Linked DNA regions of Mus musculus: region 2 is linked to region 1. Evidence: chromatin loops called from intact Hi-C (ENCODE). Cell type or tissue: heart. All regions are shown on one strand.

The links. Hi-C counts contacts between places; a loop is a spot of excess contacts. Peaks named below come from ENCODE experiments on the same cell type or tissue, not always from the same donor. Only the 100,000 strongest peaks of a DNase experiment are listed, where the experiment ranks them.
Region 2: it touches region 1 in a loop (2.2-fold over the local background); 3 of 42 quality-filtered maps call a loop at or near these places.

What each region holds. Positions count from the first base shown.
Region 1 is chr19:55,739,886-55,747,885 of GRCm38, reverse strand. Tcf7l2 (transcription factor 7 like 2, T cell specific, HMG box) reads right to left here and starts at 6,076. Exons shown (of 15, transcript NM_001331146.1): 1 at 5,356-6,076; 2 at 5,044-5,110; 3 at 4,689-4,813. The coding sequence starts at 5,544. Gm31734 (predicted gene, 31734) reads left to right here and starts at 4,683. Exons shown (of 3, transcript NR_168128.1): 1 at 4,683-4,724; 2 at 5,294-5,677; 3 at 7,196-8,000. In heart, a CTCF peak has its summit at 3,137; DNase peaks (open chromatin) are centred at 4,105, 4,775, 5,315, 6,245 and 4 weaker places; H3K4me3 peaks cover 5,882 bases; H3K27ac peaks cover 5,833 bases.
Region 2 is chr19:55,331,897-55,339,896 of GRCm38, reverse strand. All of the region lies in intron 3 of Vti1a (vesicle transport through interaction with t-SNAREs 1A), which reads right to left. Among named protein-coding and RNA genes, the nearest start is that of Vti1a, 20 kb to the right of the region's middle. In heart, a CTCF peak has its summit at 3,802 (motif pointing left); no DNase peak of the experiment used is centred here; H3K27ac peaks cover 640 bases.

The DNA.
Region 1 (8,000 bases):
ACTTCCTGACTAAACTTAGACACACACACACTCCAAAACAAAACCGTGGAGACTCTTGGTCAGTCCTCCTTTTCAAAGTGTCGAAATGTGTCGGCAACGTTATAAATGTGGTCAAAAATATCACCAAATTCTCCTCCCACCAAGACTAAAAGGCTAACACCCACCTCCTTGAAAGCTTACTTACTTGGCAAGTCTGAGATTATTTTTTTAAGGGAGTAAATCACCCCCTGTCTGGTCTCCTCCCTGCCCCCAATACAATGTCATCTACTTCCTGTACAGGAGAAAGCATCTGCTCAATTCAGGTTGTCCCATACTTAACTGCCAATAAACCAACTTCCACATAACTTCCAGACAGCTGGGGGAAAGGTCCTCGGGAGTTTTTAGTCACGGTCCTAAACACGCATCCACACAAAAATTTGCAGCTGTCCTTTCTCTGCAGTGCACTTGAGTGTGGTTCGGGAGTCCCTGTTGAGTAACATCCGACAAGATCTTCTTCGGAAGCCCTCCCCTCTGCCCACTGTGCGGTGTGAGGGAGGCCTGAGCACTTTCTATGTGTACCTGAGCACCTTGTGGGACGTGGGAAGGTGCTCAGAGCTTGAAAAGACTTCTACCCTAATGTTGAAAAGCACAGTCGCTGGTGTGAGTATTGAATGTCAGTTCCCTAAGCACTTCCTCTAAAGTACCCCCCACCCCCCTTTTAAATGTCATGTAGAATTGCAGCTCTCCTTTGCCACTAACAGAGAGCAGAATTCTTGGGGTTAGTCCGGGAAACCTTCCTGTCACTTTTCCATAGCTTGCTAAGGAACAGAAAGGTAGCCAACGGCCAGCAGCAATTCCAAAGGCAATCCCTCCCAGAAAAAGGAAAACTGGGGTGGAAAACAAGAACCAACATGGTTGTCCTCAAAACCTTTTAGACATCTAAGGTAGAACACAGCTGTCAAAGCTGGCATCCCCAAAGCAGGAGCTAAGTCCCCCCAAGACCGATTCTCCTAGATGAGTCTTTTAGAATCCCAAATGCTACATTTGTTTCTTAGGGCCTCAGGAAGCCATAACATCCACAAACGGCAAAGCACTAGTATATTAAATTTATAATCATTAAAATATGACTTACTGGCTGAAGGCTGAGCCCAGACATTAAACCCTAACTTATGAAGATTAGCACAGAAGACTTGCTGCAGAGATTAAAATCTAAACATGTCTGCCATAAATATTTCTGAAGGAGAGGAAAACAATTAGCATAAATACTAACGAAGGCTGGGAGCACCTGTTCTTCTTCAAGGCGATAAGCATTTTATTGTTCTCTATTTAAAATGTAATGACCTGTGTAATTACTGTAATATTACATTGTTATAGAGGGGCTTGGAATGTCACACTTTGAAGTGTTGTCAAAACAATCAGGGGTGAAGGTGGGGGGTGGGAAGACAACAGGGAAGGCCCAACATTAACCCTTCACGCACCAGGCTCTCAATCTTTTGTGTCAGGAAGGATTATGTTGTTTGAGTGAGGTGAAAACATCCATTTTTTTTTTTTCTGGGCAAGCCAGAAAAAAGAAGTTGCCGGGCTAAATAAAACCTCCTCGATGAATAGGCTCCCTCTTGGTTTCCTGCTCCATTCCAAGTTCAGAAATGAATTCAAGATGCTGCTCACTTATCTGCTCAACCTAGGTAGCAAGCAGCTCCATCGGAAAGCAAGCAACCATGGGGGTGGATGAAGCTGTAGAGAGCACCCTTAAAAACGAACTCTCTCACACGTATCACATCTATCACATCGCAGTGCCTACCACTGCAGCCCTGTGTCTTCTTGCATGCTGGGGGTTGGGGGGGTGGGAATAAAAGTAAAACTACCCCTTCTGTCAACTTCAGTACTGTTACCGTATTCTCTGGAACACAAACATGAGCAAAGCCCTAATATTGGCACTTCCAACCCTTCCCATCTGCTCAACTAGACTTCTTCTCCTTAATGTATTTTTCTATCTGAATGTATCCTCTTCATAAGCCATTTCTATTAATGTATCAAAGATTATAAATTAATGTTCTGAGGAAATCTATGTCCTTCTAAAGTAAAAATCATTACTATCAAGCTTTTACAACTTCTTCAGCAATTAAAAGATTGTTCTAGAGATGATTCATCAAAAGCCAATTTCATGATAATTCTTAATTCTTTACATTCTTAAGCAGAAAAGCAGATACCAGGATTTCAGAAAGTCTTAGCCGGTCCTGTTCATAAGTAACAGAAAACAGCAAAAAGCACCCCAGCCAGCAGGAACGGAAGAGAACGAATGAGCTTACTCCTAATTTGTCTTTACAACTCACAGTCAAAACCAGACCCTATGAAGCCCTGAGAATTTCAGACCTGGGACCGCTGGTTTGCCTGTAGGTTCCACCCCGGGCTGTAAGGAATCTGGAATTGCAAGCTGGCCCTAGTGTCCAAAGGCGTCTAGAGGGACATACACCCGCCTCTCAGCTCCTTGCCAAGGCTTCCCTCAGCAGCCTAAATAAATAACCTCAATTTCGGAGCACATACTGCTTAACCAGGTAAGGGAAAGAAAAGAGTAAGACGAGGCAGCGTGCACAAATATGTCTGCTGATGTTTGACACGCAAATACTAACATAACAGCCTACTGGGTTTCAGAAATGCATTCTCAGAGTCAATCTGATGTCACAGCACAGGGCCACCCGCTAAGTCCACAATTAAAATAACTAGACGCTGTCTCTTTCTACAAAGCCCACAAAGGGGGGGCCTTAGGTTGGGAACCTTCCTTGTCTCACCGGGAAATCATTTATTTGACTTTAACAATTTCCCTGTTTCCTAATTACAGCACAACATAACTGTGTGAGTTTGGAGTTGTGGTGTGGCAAGATCGCCAGCGGTCACAGACATGCAGTTTGAAAAGGGTCAAGAAAGCCAACAAGCCTGCCATCAAAGCTCAATATTCAGTTGGTCTTTCGGGTGACTAAGTGGATTTTAAAATAAAACGAAGGAGGTCTGCGTTCTAGAAGGAAGGGGCAGAGGGGAAGAGGGAACCCCCAGGATTACTTTGGTATGTTGCTGGGTCCAGTTTGCTAACACGGACCCACCAGCTACCAAGAAAAACACCAGGCGCTGCTTCGGAGGCTGCTAGCAGCCTCCGGAAAGCGCGGGCCCTACTGGAGGAGGTCGGACTGTACCTCTGTCCCGGCTTCCACGGAAGACACGGAAGACACGGGCGCTGGGGAGGGGGTGTGATTGTTTCTTTCCTAGGCATTAAAAAAAAAAAATACCAGTCTAGCGTGCTTTAGCCATTCTACCAGAGCCTGGGGGGCGGGGGGAAACAAGTCAAACCTGATAGTTAATATTTTAATGCTTAAAAACACTTGTAGGTCTGACTGATCCAAGCCCAGCACTGCTCAATAGTGAGCATATTATTTCAGACAGCCACCTTGAATAAGCAAAAAAAGAAAAACAAAACTAGTGTGTGTAAACACGAGGTAGGGACCGCGGCCAGAGGTGCAAAGTGACAACCCCGGGAAGCCGGGTACTAACGCGCCTTGTGTGTCTAGAGCTTCGCAATCCAGGCTTTTTAGAGGGGAAAGGGAGGAGGCAGGGGGACAGTGTGAGGGAAGAGGGCAGAGGCCCCGGGGGAGGGGACGAGCAGGAACGAATGTCTGCAGTGAGTGCCGGAGGTGCGCCGCAGGGAGCGCCCCGGAGAGCCTGGCACCCCCCGCTGCCCTGGACTCCCCAAAGTTGGGTGGCCGATCCCCAGAAAGGGAGGCATCCCCAAACCTCCTACACCTCCTTGAAAGCGCTCACCCTAGCCTCTGTCCCCGCCCCAGGGGCCCACAGTGAGCTGGTCAGGATAAAGAAGGCCTCCGCACCCCATCCGAAAGCACCGAATTTCCCTTGACACAAAAGTCCACTCAAAAGGCCATCCCGACTACACACAAATCCAGAAGCCCGGCCACACAGGCCTCCCCACCACGCACGGCTCGCAGCTAGCAGCGTGGGGCACCCAAGCCCTGCCGGGTCTGCAGAGAAAAAGCACGCCCAGGGCCCCCGGGCCTGCGAAGGGACCAAGCCTGGCAAGTGTGACCTTCCCTTGGAAGAAGGGGCCAAGAGGCCCTTGAGCCTGCGATCGCCACTAGAAAGCTAAAATGACTGGCTGGGGCCAGAGCCGGGCGCTTCCGTAGGGCCGAGACTGCTCGCTCAGCACGGTGGCTCCTGGAGCCAAAGGCACCGGGAACCCGCGCGGCCCAGCCGGGCCTCCCAGCCAGCAGCTAAGGGGTTAACCTGGGGAAAGCCCAAGACGCACAGAAGAGGGAAGGAAGAGAGGGAGAAGAAAGAGCCACACAGTCCTCTTCCCAGGGACAAGAAACAAACACCACCAGCAAGAGGGGGGAGGGGGAAATCAGAGCTCAAAAAAAAAAAAAATGAAAAAAGAAAAGAGAAAGAAAAATTAAAAGTTCAGATTGGCACCCCAACAGAGCCCTGCCTGAGGAAAAAAAAAAAAAGGCTCCCCGAATCGTGAGGCAAGCACAAGAAAAGCCAGAACATGGCGAAGCGCAAACAAACCCAGTCCACAAAAGGCAGAGAAAAAGTTTGGAGAGTTCGGGCCGCGAGGGGGGGAGGGGAGGGGGGAGGGGCGGGGCGGGGGAGGGGCAGGGCATGCGGGGCCGGCAGGCGGGCAGGGCGGGGAGCGCGGTGGCACTTACGGTTCGGGCGGTGGGCGAGAGCGATCCGTTGGGGAGGTAGGGGCTCGTCAGGTCGGGGATCATGATGAAGGGGTAGCCGGGATACGGTGGCCCCTTAAAGAGCCCTCCATCTTGCCTCTTGGCCGCTAACATGGCGGGGCGGCGGAGGGGACGGCGGCGGCCGCGCGGCGCGGGAGAGAGCGGGAGAAACTTTTTAGCAAGTGTCCCCCCGAGGGCCCGCGCGCGTCCCCGGGGCCCGGCCGGCGCGGGAACTCGGGTAGGGTGGGTGGGGAGTGGGGCGAGGGCACCCGCCAGGCCGACCCCGGGGAGGGGGAACGCAACCGCGCGGTTTTGGGGGCGCGCGGGGCGCACTCACCTTCTTCCAAACTTTCCCGGGATTTATCTCGGAAACTTTCGGAGCGAGGCGGAGGCCGTCTTTCCGCCTTCCCGGAGGGGCGAGGTGGGGAGGGCGAGGGGCGATAGCCGCGCCGAGGGGGTGCGGGAAGGGAGGGTCGGCGGAGAAAGGGGTGCAGAAAAACACGGTTACAAGTTTTCGCAGCCAGCAGCCCGGGCCACCGTCCGCGCCGCCCGCAAGCCCGACCCGCCTCGCCTCGCTCGCCTTCCAGCCCCGCTCTCCCGGCCCTGGAACCGGCTGGAGCCACCCGCCAGCCCGAGGGGCTCTTCCTACCTCGGAATCGGAGGAGCTGTTTTGATTCGTCTCTGATTCATTGACCAGCGAGGACTTGACATCGGCTAAATCCCTTTCCGCCGAGGAGTTTTCCGAGTTCTTCTCCTCCTGCTCGCCTTCGTCTTTGAAGGAGATCAGCTCGTCGTTAGCGCCTAGGTCATCTCCTCCACCGCCGTTCAGCTGCGGCATTTTTCACCCACCAGCAGCAGCAATTTTGGAAGAAAAATGAAGGAGGAAAAAAAGCAAAAAAAAAAAAAAAAAAAAAAAAAAAGTTTTGCGAGTCCCCCCCAAAAAAATACTGCAAGAAAAAGACGAGTCCAAGGTTAACTTTTTTTTTTCCTGCTTTGGGGTCTTTCTCTCCTGGGGAGGGGAAAAGAGGGAGGAGGGGAGGGGAAGGGGGGAGATCTTCTGCACGCGTGAGTTTGGGTTTCTTTTTTTCTCTCGTTCCCAAGGATCCGATCAATGTGCAAAAAAAAAAAATAATAATAAATAAAAAAGGGGGTAAAAAAAACAACAACAACAACAAGAAGAAGTCAGATATAAGAGCAAAGGGGGGGGAAGCCGAAGACACCGAAGGATCTCGTGCCGCTCGGATTTGAGTGAGTTGAAGTTAGACTGAGCTTTTCAGTTCAAAGGCGGCGCTGATTGACAGATAGAAAAAGGGGGATCGAAATCCGGAGGAACGGAGTAGTCTGGGAGCGGAGATTATTGACAGGGCGAGAGGAACACACTCGCCTTAATGAGATGCCAGGGGGCGGGGCCTCCCCGGTGACGTGTGCATAAATAAACAGCCGGGGTGGGCGGGGCGGGGGCGGCCAACAATGATCCTTTGGGCGCCGGGAGAGGGAGCGGGGCGGGCCGGGGCCGCGGGAGGCGCGCGGGGTGCGGCCTGTGCTCAGCGTGCGAGCCGGGCGCCCGGACGGTGCGGGCCTCGCTCCTGGAGGGGGCGGGTTCCGAAAGACAATGCGGACCGGGAGAGGAGGGGAAGGGGGTGGCAACCCAGTCCGGAATCTGAGCCGGGGAAGGCGGAAGGAAAGCCCACTTGGGGGGCGGGGATGGGGAGAGGCCCAGAAAAAGTGTTAGCCAAGAAGTCCTGAAGATGGGGTCCAGGAGGGGAGGACTATGGGACACAAGGACGGGGTGCTCAGTGGTTAAGTCCCCGATGAAGTCGGCCGCACTGGGGCGGGAAAAGACACGACTGGTCCAAAAGAAGGCTTACCTCTCTTGCTCTGAGAGAACCAGGGGAAGCAGAGAGGCTGGGCCATCTACAGGGAGGGTAAGGCTCCCCTCCCTTGGCTTGTTTAATGACAGTGAATCATGTCATTCAATGTAAAGTCCCACTAGGTTAAATATGCCAAGAAGGCGTTTTATCCAAGAAAACAAATTGTCTGGGGTATTAAAAATATCCTTAAGGAAAATGTAAAGGTTTTTTTTTTATTTTTTTAACTGACGTTGGAAGTAGGAAGTGATGTAGGATCCAAGTCCTTTGGAGGTGAAATGTTTGGGCGTTAACAGCTGCAGGGAAAAATAAAAGTGAAAGTTCACCAAGCCCTGGGGATGAGTAGAGCTGGAGTTTTTCTCCAAAGGGGACTGAGATGAAATGCCCTAAGGCTCTAGATGCTGAGGGCCCTGACAGGAGAAAGTCACCAAAGCTGGCCCAGAAGCCCTTGGGAAGAGGTGGGCAGCCTGGGAGTTGAGATGGGTGTTTGTTGGTTATTAGGCTCCAGTGAGGGCAAACCGATTTGCTATGAGGTGGTGGAGAAAATTATGTTAAAGGAGAAAGGTGGATCCCCAAACCGTGTTTCTGTCTGGTAGACTCAGAAGAGCCTTTCCCTTGCAGATAACCAATGAGAAGTGGACTGGGACGTCCAACGGGCAAGAGGAAGCAAAGAAAAAAGAAATCAGAAAGAATGAGTCAGTGGGGACTGGCAACTGCCATTAGGTGTGATGTTATCCTGAGGTCCACCACGTATTAAATTAACCCACCCTCCCCTTTAATAAGCTCATCTGTTGTAGATTTCCAAAAGTAACCAATTTACTGTGTAATATTTAGAGAATTTGGGGTTTCAACAAAACTGTTCTACAGGCTAAGGCCTCAGAAAGAAGACAACGGAAAACAACGATCCTGAGATTCACAAGGCTAACGAATTCCCCTGCACTGGGAAAAAAAAAAATCCCAAGCACATTTGCACACTAAAGGGAAAGATGCAGACAAAATAAGGATGGGGTGGGCGAGGCGGGTGAGAATCACAGTCCCACCTCCCAACTTTCATATTCATCAGAAAACCAGAAGTGGAGGGAGAGAGAAAGAGCCTGGAAAAAAAAAAAAAAGCAAAACAAATGTGTACATTTCATCGGACGGCTTGCATGGGACACAAAGCAGAGGGCTAATTAGTCTCAGCAGGTAGGACTAACCTTCAGACTTCATAAATAAATAAGACAGCGCAGTATCTAAGAGGGAGAGCAGAGACAGAAAGGGGAATATTTCAAGACACCAAGTAAAAACACGAAGCATGAAATGCAGCCCAGTCTTGAATCAGTGCACAAACGACTGAGCTGTCCCCTTCCTGGGCCTCCCCTGGATGCCTTTAGATTACTACACATCTAGCCCGACATCTAGCTGTTTAGCTAGGTATGTAATCAAG
Region 2 (8,000 bases), 410 kb after region 1:
CTTAGCTTCCTACATCAGCTACTCGGTTCCAAATTCACAAGTATAGAGAATCACTTGAGGAGCTGCCCTAAAAAAGCCATCACAACAATGTACAAATCACACCTACACCAATACAGTCACACGTGTGTGCGCAGAAGACCATCTGGTGTCAGGGATGTTTAAAGATACCCAGATCCCAACATGCAACAAAGGCAGGAGACCAACTTTGTATTTTGTGCCCAGAATATTTTAACCAGCTCCAAACTCTCATTGCCCCAGTGGGCCCTGCTAACCTTCCAACCTGTCCTGCAGTTTATCCTGGTCATTCAGCTGACTATGTTCATCTCTCAAACCCCTTCTCAAGGCTCAGTCTGGACGCCAGTTCCCACAAGGCACTTCTCTCAAGCCCGTCTGCAGCCATCATGCTGGGCTGGATGCTTCTCTGTATTTTCACACACTCTCCTAATGACCACCCCTCAATTCTGCTTACCACAGGATTACAATCACTAAGGCTATAATCAATATGAAAAGATGCAAATTTGGGGTTGAGGCTATCGATCCCTCGCTAAGTGCTTGTCTCCCACCTGTGAGGCCCTAGGTTTAGCTCCCAGTAGCCCACACCCAAACCAACGGCAGCAAATGGTTGAGAAGTTTCACATCTAAAGCTAAATTCAACGAAGCAGCCAAACATTACCAGCTTATAAGTTCTCTTACGTAGCTTCCCAATTTTCCCTTGAAATATGTGCTTTACTGTCGGAACCGGGCTCAAGTCATGTTGTTTCTGTTTCAGAACAAATTCTCAACAGATGGGAGGGAAATTCGGTAGCTTTTAAACTACCGGGCTATTTGGTTGTTGGCTTAGGCATGCTAGCATGAACTCTGCTCATGTTAATGACAATTTTTAGGGAAAAACTACAGACTCCTTTTCTGCCTCTAGTTACAACACTAACTTCTGAAGGTTTCAGGGAAGTCAATTATTAGAAACTAGAGAAAGAATAGGAAAGAAAGCCAAAGACACTGCATGTGTATTTTGAACTCCAGATGAAAACTTGGCGCAAAGACAATTCTAAAGAGTAATAAAATGCATACGATAAAAAGGCATAAAGTATATAATATCATAATTTCTCTACCTTTAATTCTGCCTCTACTCCCACAAGGTCAAGGAGAAAGCTTGCTTTCTGTTCCCACAGATTAATTTCTAAGATGTCTTTTACAAAACAAAATGTACTGACATACAAAAGCAACCCAAACACGAAGGCCACGTCTGCGAAGGCAATGGAAGACTGAGCGCCTCCTTCCTTTGTGTAAGCTCTGGCAGCTCGGCCCCTGGAGCCCTGAGGAAGATGGTTTACAGTTTTTAGGATTTTCAAGGATCTTCTGACCTTGAGATACTTTAACCTTTAAATTCTTTAATTATAGGATTACGGTCTGTACACAGCGAACTTGCCGACTAAGACTTAATGCAGCTCTCCAAGTGCTTTTATACTTAACGATCCTATTGGACCTCCATCCTTCCCCTGTATGTGGGCAGAATTCAAAGGTTCATATCAGGAAACTAAAGCACGCATGCTGGAGGGCCCAGACCACAGGCCCTGTGCCTTCTCGCTATTTCCCACTTGTGTCTTGAAAACATGGTCCATGACCAAATTTAGCTCACTTAGAATATAAGAAAAAAATAAGGTATTAACTACTTCTAGCAACCTGAAACAATATTTACCTGATATTTTTGAAGTGTAAATAAAGCCTCTGAATAGAATACCTGAATCAGACCATATTTGCAATGACTACCCCCGAGCCACATTCCTTCAGTAAGGAAAAGAAAGCAAAGTTTAAACTTCACTGAAATAGCACCTATAAACCTGTAGGTTTCTAACTGAGAGATGGAAACTTTCCTCTTCCTATGTGTAGTTCAAATATCATGTGACCGCGAGTATGACCCCCCCCCCCACACACACACACACACACACGCACACACACACACACTCTCCTTCAGCTGAAATGCATTTGTAGGTGAAGTAAGAGCACCACGAGCCGGGGAGAAAAGTGTGGGCGTGCGCTTCACAGACAATATGCAGCTGCCTTAAAACATACAGTGAGTCCACAGAGTGAAAAACACTAAAGAAGAGGAAAACCAAAACTTGTTCGCTGGTGAGTATGTGAAGAGGCAATGGATGTTCAGTCGTAAAAGTCCCAACAAGCAAACCTTAGAGGAGAGAAACATCAAGGAAGGGAATCTGCGCTTCCACTTTCCACAGAGGTCACTTTAAGAAACTGGCTAAATGTGTTATGAACTGGATGGTTCACAACAAAACCAAGCCTGAGGGAAAAAATAAAACTCTTAAATCAATTTCACTCCATATTTTAAATTTCTTATACCCTTAAGTATGATTTTTTTTCCAGCCTCCGAAGGACACAAACTCAAGCCAACTAACAAACAAAAATGAAACTATTTTTACACGTGGTCCACTACCCACCAGGTTTATACTAAGTTGAAATCAATAGCAAAGTCTGGCATGGTCCATCCGAGCCCTACTTTAACGCCTTGTATAAGCAAACTTAAAATAGTTGACAGAACGCACATCCTCAGCTACTATTGCACAGCTTGAAAACCTCCCCCTGGAGATGAGATCTGGCACAGTCCCCATCAGCACCAGCTGAATGCCCTGAAAGGCTGTGAGCAAAGTCAAAAGTGCCTAACCCACTTTAAGCTGTGCTCTGAACCTCGCCGGCACAGAACTGGATAAAAGACAGTAAGAATAGCATGAAAAGCAAGTCAAGATTCACGGAGAGAGAAACGAGATGTCAAAACCGTTATGTATCATTTCAAGTTACCAACTGATTTTAGTTTGGCAAAGCACAAGCCTGGCGTGTCTTATTCAAATATTGTTGTAGCCCTAGGGCCTAAGTCTGAAATATCTAGTTCAGTCGGTAGTGTTATATTATACAGCCATGAATTTCCCTTGAGCATAAACTTTAGGAGGGCAACGAACAGAGGGGAACCGGTTTATTATGGAGTCATCACCTTGAGGGTTTTGGTTTCTTCGGGAAATATCGTTGCTCATTGTCATCTTCCCCCCTTTGATGCTGGATGCACTCAGAGAGGACATTCATTTAGAAATGAATTAGCTACTGTGATGCCCAAGGAATTGTGGGTCATACCTGAGAAATGAGTGCGCCATGGAGAAACCAAGTAAGGCGCGCACAGTGCTCATCGATGCCAGGGAGGCTGAGCAGCACACAGACGAGGACCGCACAGTCTCTGGCCGTCCATCTGAGGGGCCACGTGACTTCTGACCGCACAGTCTCTGGCCGTCCATCTGAGGGGCCACGTGACTTCTGACCACGAGACAGTGTGTAAGCAACCAGGGGAAAGTTTACTATTTATGAGTGAACAGTTTAACATTAGAACAGAGATGGCTTTTTGACTATGGCAATTAGCTTCTTCATGTTCCAAACACCAAGTAACATTTTCCCATTAATTTTTAAACCAATGTGGCTTTAACTTAAAATAAACTGTACATCAAAAGAATGGAAAATAAACAGCCAGGAACACAATTTGACGAATTGGATTTATTTAGTTTATTTATCTAAACAGGGACCATTGGATCTCTTTAATAGGCTGACAGTTGCACTGGGCTGGTTAATAAAACATTCAACACAGTGTCTTCAGCCAATATAGAAATGCAAATCCCATCAGAAATATTTTATTCATGAGGCAGTAATTTCTGTTACTACCATAGTTGCTTCCTTCCTTCCTTTTCTTTCTTTCTTTTCTTTCCTTTTTTTTTTTTCTAATGGCACTCTGCAAACAAACAGTGCCATCTAGTGACCAATGAAAAAGTCAAGTTTGTCACAGGCTTATAGTTAAGTCTGGCAAATTTTTACTCATTTTTCTTATTTTCAAGTGAGAGCACAAATACAAGTAAACAGAAAAGTTTGAAAGTAGCTGGCCAATAAAAAGGATTATAACAGAGAAAATTTCTAAAACCAGTAAGCCACACACACACACATGAACACACGTGAACACACATACACACACACATGAACACACACACACACATGAACACACACACATGAACACACACACGAACACACACATGAACACACATATGAACACACACACATGAACACACATACACACATGAACACACACACACACACATGAACACACATAAGCATGCCCTCATACATACACACAAACACCAATTTACCATTCTATCTAGAAAATACATACCTCAACTACATAGACAAATCAAAATGTTATAAAGCCTAAGTAAAAAAAAATGGCTCATTAATCATAAAGTGGCATCATAATTTTAATTTTTTAAAAAGCAATGTCACATAAGGAAATTTTTTAACTGAACAACAAAAGCCATCTGAGACGCTGACAACACTGAAAGATAGATAAGTCGACACAGGATGCATATGTGGGTGCACACATATCTGTTCCAGGACATACATGGCCTGGCCGCCATGGCTTCGGTGAATATGGAAGCTGTTTTCACAGGTCACCAAAGTCTACAGGGCCTAAAATCAATAGTCTCAAGTCTGAGGTGGTCATCATAAAATTACTCGCATTGGGAAAATGTCAGAGCTTTATAGATCAGGGAAATCTATTATGGCCCACTTCGAAAGTTAGCATTAAGTCCCAACAATACAATTCGTAGAGTGCCAAGATCATAATACTATTTCACTCAAGCACACATGACAGGGGAAGGGTCAAGGGCATGACCCTGTGATACTTGCTATGTGGGGAGGCCAGAGAAGCGCCCTGCACACTTGCTTCCCAGGACCGAAGGCAGGGTTACAGCCGAAAACCGTCTCTGGCGTCTCCCTACCCACCATGCCGCTCCACCTGTGCCCATCTATGTAGAGCTACCGAGGCTAAGAGCCTAAAATAAGAATCTCACTAGCAAAGATGGCTGCTTGCATAACCGCTTTCTAACTCCCTGCCCTGGTGGGACCTGACAAAGCCTATTCTGCAGGAGGAGCATGTGTGCACATGCAGAAGCTTTCTAAACAGACCACTGCCTTTCCCCAGAAAGGTCACAGGCTTGTGCAAATGCCTAGCAGAAACAGTCAGTGAGTTAGAGTTCAGCCAGCTGGGAGACCCACATAGGTCTGCCAGCCGCCTCAACACTGGGAATCTTCCTAGCGGAAGTACTTTAGAAAAAGAATCCCAGCTGCGTTCCACCCTGGAGTCTGTGCAAGAGCTTTATAGATCAGGGAAATCTATTATGGCCCACTTCGAAAGTTAGCATTAAGTCCCAACAATACAAGCCCCACAGTCACAGAGACTTTCTCCTACAATGGTTTGAGACTTCAGTAAGCAACACACAGAAGGTGCTCCGCTCTGGTCCAACTTCAGTTGTTATTTCTTGGCATCATCTAACATGGAGGAGAAGCAGAGAACAGAGCAGAAATGACCTACAAGAGAAGCCTAAGGAACAGAGTCCAGAACAAACTGCCAAGTGGTGAACTGCAAAACTGAAAACTCTGTATTAATCTGTCTTCTACGAATGCTCCAGATTATAAATCTTACGGGGACACGTTCACTGCAGCACAGTAAGGTGTGAAGGAAATAAATAGAAATATACAGGTGTTCAACAAGAGTTAACATCACAGAGAAGACAACATGCTCCCATTAAAATGATCTAGAGTTTATAGAAATTTAAAATGGAAGCATTAAGAACATATATTTTTAAAATATGGATGTGTGACATCATTATTATGTAAAGCTATTTACGGGAAAGGAGAGATTAGAAAACAGCCATCCAAAATGTAAAACATGATTCTCCTGGAGCAATAAGGCTAAGTTGATCTTGTTTTTTAAAATCTTTTGGGATATTCTGACATTTTATATAGAATGAAGGAGTATAACTGTTATAAACGGTGACATGTTCATGGAGAAGGGACGTTTCTTTGCTCAGATGGTTCTATCCAGTGCTACAGGTCTGGGGTTGCTAAGAGATTTACCATGACCGTAAATAAATCTTAATAAGGAGAGGCTTTTTATTTTATATACTGGTATACGATGTGGGACCAGGACTGTACTTGAGAACCCCCAACCATATCAAGCTAAGGCTTATAAAAAAAACACTACAAAGATTACATGTATTTGTCTACATGTAGGGTCTAACATTAACATATATGCCATGTAGTTGGCCTAGTTATCTTTTTGATTAGATGATGCAAGTTTGATAACAAAAGCAAAAATATAAGTTATTCTTCTGACCTACAGTCTTGCTAGAACAGCGAGTCTTACGAGGCCCGTCAATTAACAGTCTTCAGTGTCCACGGAAAGGGAAGCAGCTGCCGGGGCGCAGCTTAGGGAAGCTGCGGGCTACACGTGAGAGCCATTTCTTGCCTTCTTCTGGTCTCTCAAATGCAGTGAGCCTACACTTCAAATGCAGCGTTAACCACACCAGCTCCTGTATTTGTTAGAATGCATGCGTGTTCCTGAAGAAGGTTCAGGTATGTGATATCTGCTACACATTACAGCTGAGACCACCCACACCTGAGCATGCTTCAGCCGTTTCCTACAGGTCCCACAAGATCACAAGTCTGCTATCTCAGGATGTTGCAGGGACAAGGAAGACAGCATGTAAACAAAAGCACTCAGCTCCTGACCATTTGACAAACAAACAAACAAAAAATCAAATTTAAATTCCTCCTCCTCGCTCACACTTTAGTCTCAGAAGGAAAAATAGGGGGCGTGCACAGACTGTGCTCAAGCCCACTGGGCCGGCGCCTGCGGAGACGGTGCAGGTAGGAGCAGCACCCTTTGAACCCTGACCTAAGGCACTGACCCAGCAGTCTGCAGGCAGCTGGATGTCTAGGCGCATTCACTCAGCCTCACTGCTGAGACTGTCCATACAAGTGCCATTCTCTGATGTCCACAGCTCTGTGCTGGGAGCCGGCTTAACAACCACATCACATAGCCTTTCCAGACAGGGGCAGACAGCTTTCTGGCACCTGTGACCTGGGAGATGAGTGAACTTAGACTGGGGCTGGAGTGCTGCTTCCAACTCCCCTCACAGTCTAGCTAGGCTGTGTGCTGTCTTAAGCAAGCCCAGCTGGCAAGAAATAAGTGCAGTGACAGAAATCAACCACAAGATGGTGCTAGCACCACAATGCAACCCCAGAGAAGCTGAGCACTTAACAGACCTGAGGACTCTCATCCTGGTTCACCACACACTATTCCATTCTTTTCTATTTACTTAGACTTGGCCTAACAGCTTATACATCTTTGTAGCTTAAAAAACAACAACAGCAACTTCAAAGGTGTTTATTTATTTATGTTTTGTTAAGATACAATCTTAAATTTGTGGGGGGGGGGGGACCCAACAACCCTCGGCTCAGTATTTTTCGCCTTTCGCTGGTTCACTTTCTTTGACTCTTCTGACATCATGGTCTTTGTAGACTAACTCCATGTTCATCTCTCTCCCAGGGACTGAGCTGCTATCAATTGCTAGCCTGAACCAACTACTTCACACATGTGTTTGTTCTTTAAGCCCTAGGGAAGCTCGTGCCAATACTAAAAACAAATTAGAGCAGCAAGAGAATACATGTGTATCCTCAGCTCCTCTGGAGCCCCCTCCAAGTTCCATGTTAGAGTTCCAATTGCACAAGAGTACTAACATGATGATGATTCCAATTCCAGCTCTATTTGGGAACTAAGGACAGGGCTTACCACACAGTAGCACTAAAGAAGACTCGTTGAAGAAACTCTGTAGTCCACCTGAGCCTCCTTGGCTCTCGTGGGTGTTGAACCCCATAATCCACACCCACAAAATGAAACAACATAAGCTAGAGAAGTGTACAAACTGTCAATCATAGAAGCTAGCAGTAGTAGAGGAGCAGAAAGACGAAACAGAGCATGCTCTCGCTCGCTACAGAAACCCCAGCAGACCAGTGATGGCCAGAGAAGGGAAGGGAACTGGAGAGGGGCTATTTATGGACAAGAGGAGTGTTGCAGGGGAGGAGTCAGGGACAGAGAGTAGATGGACTTGACCTATGCA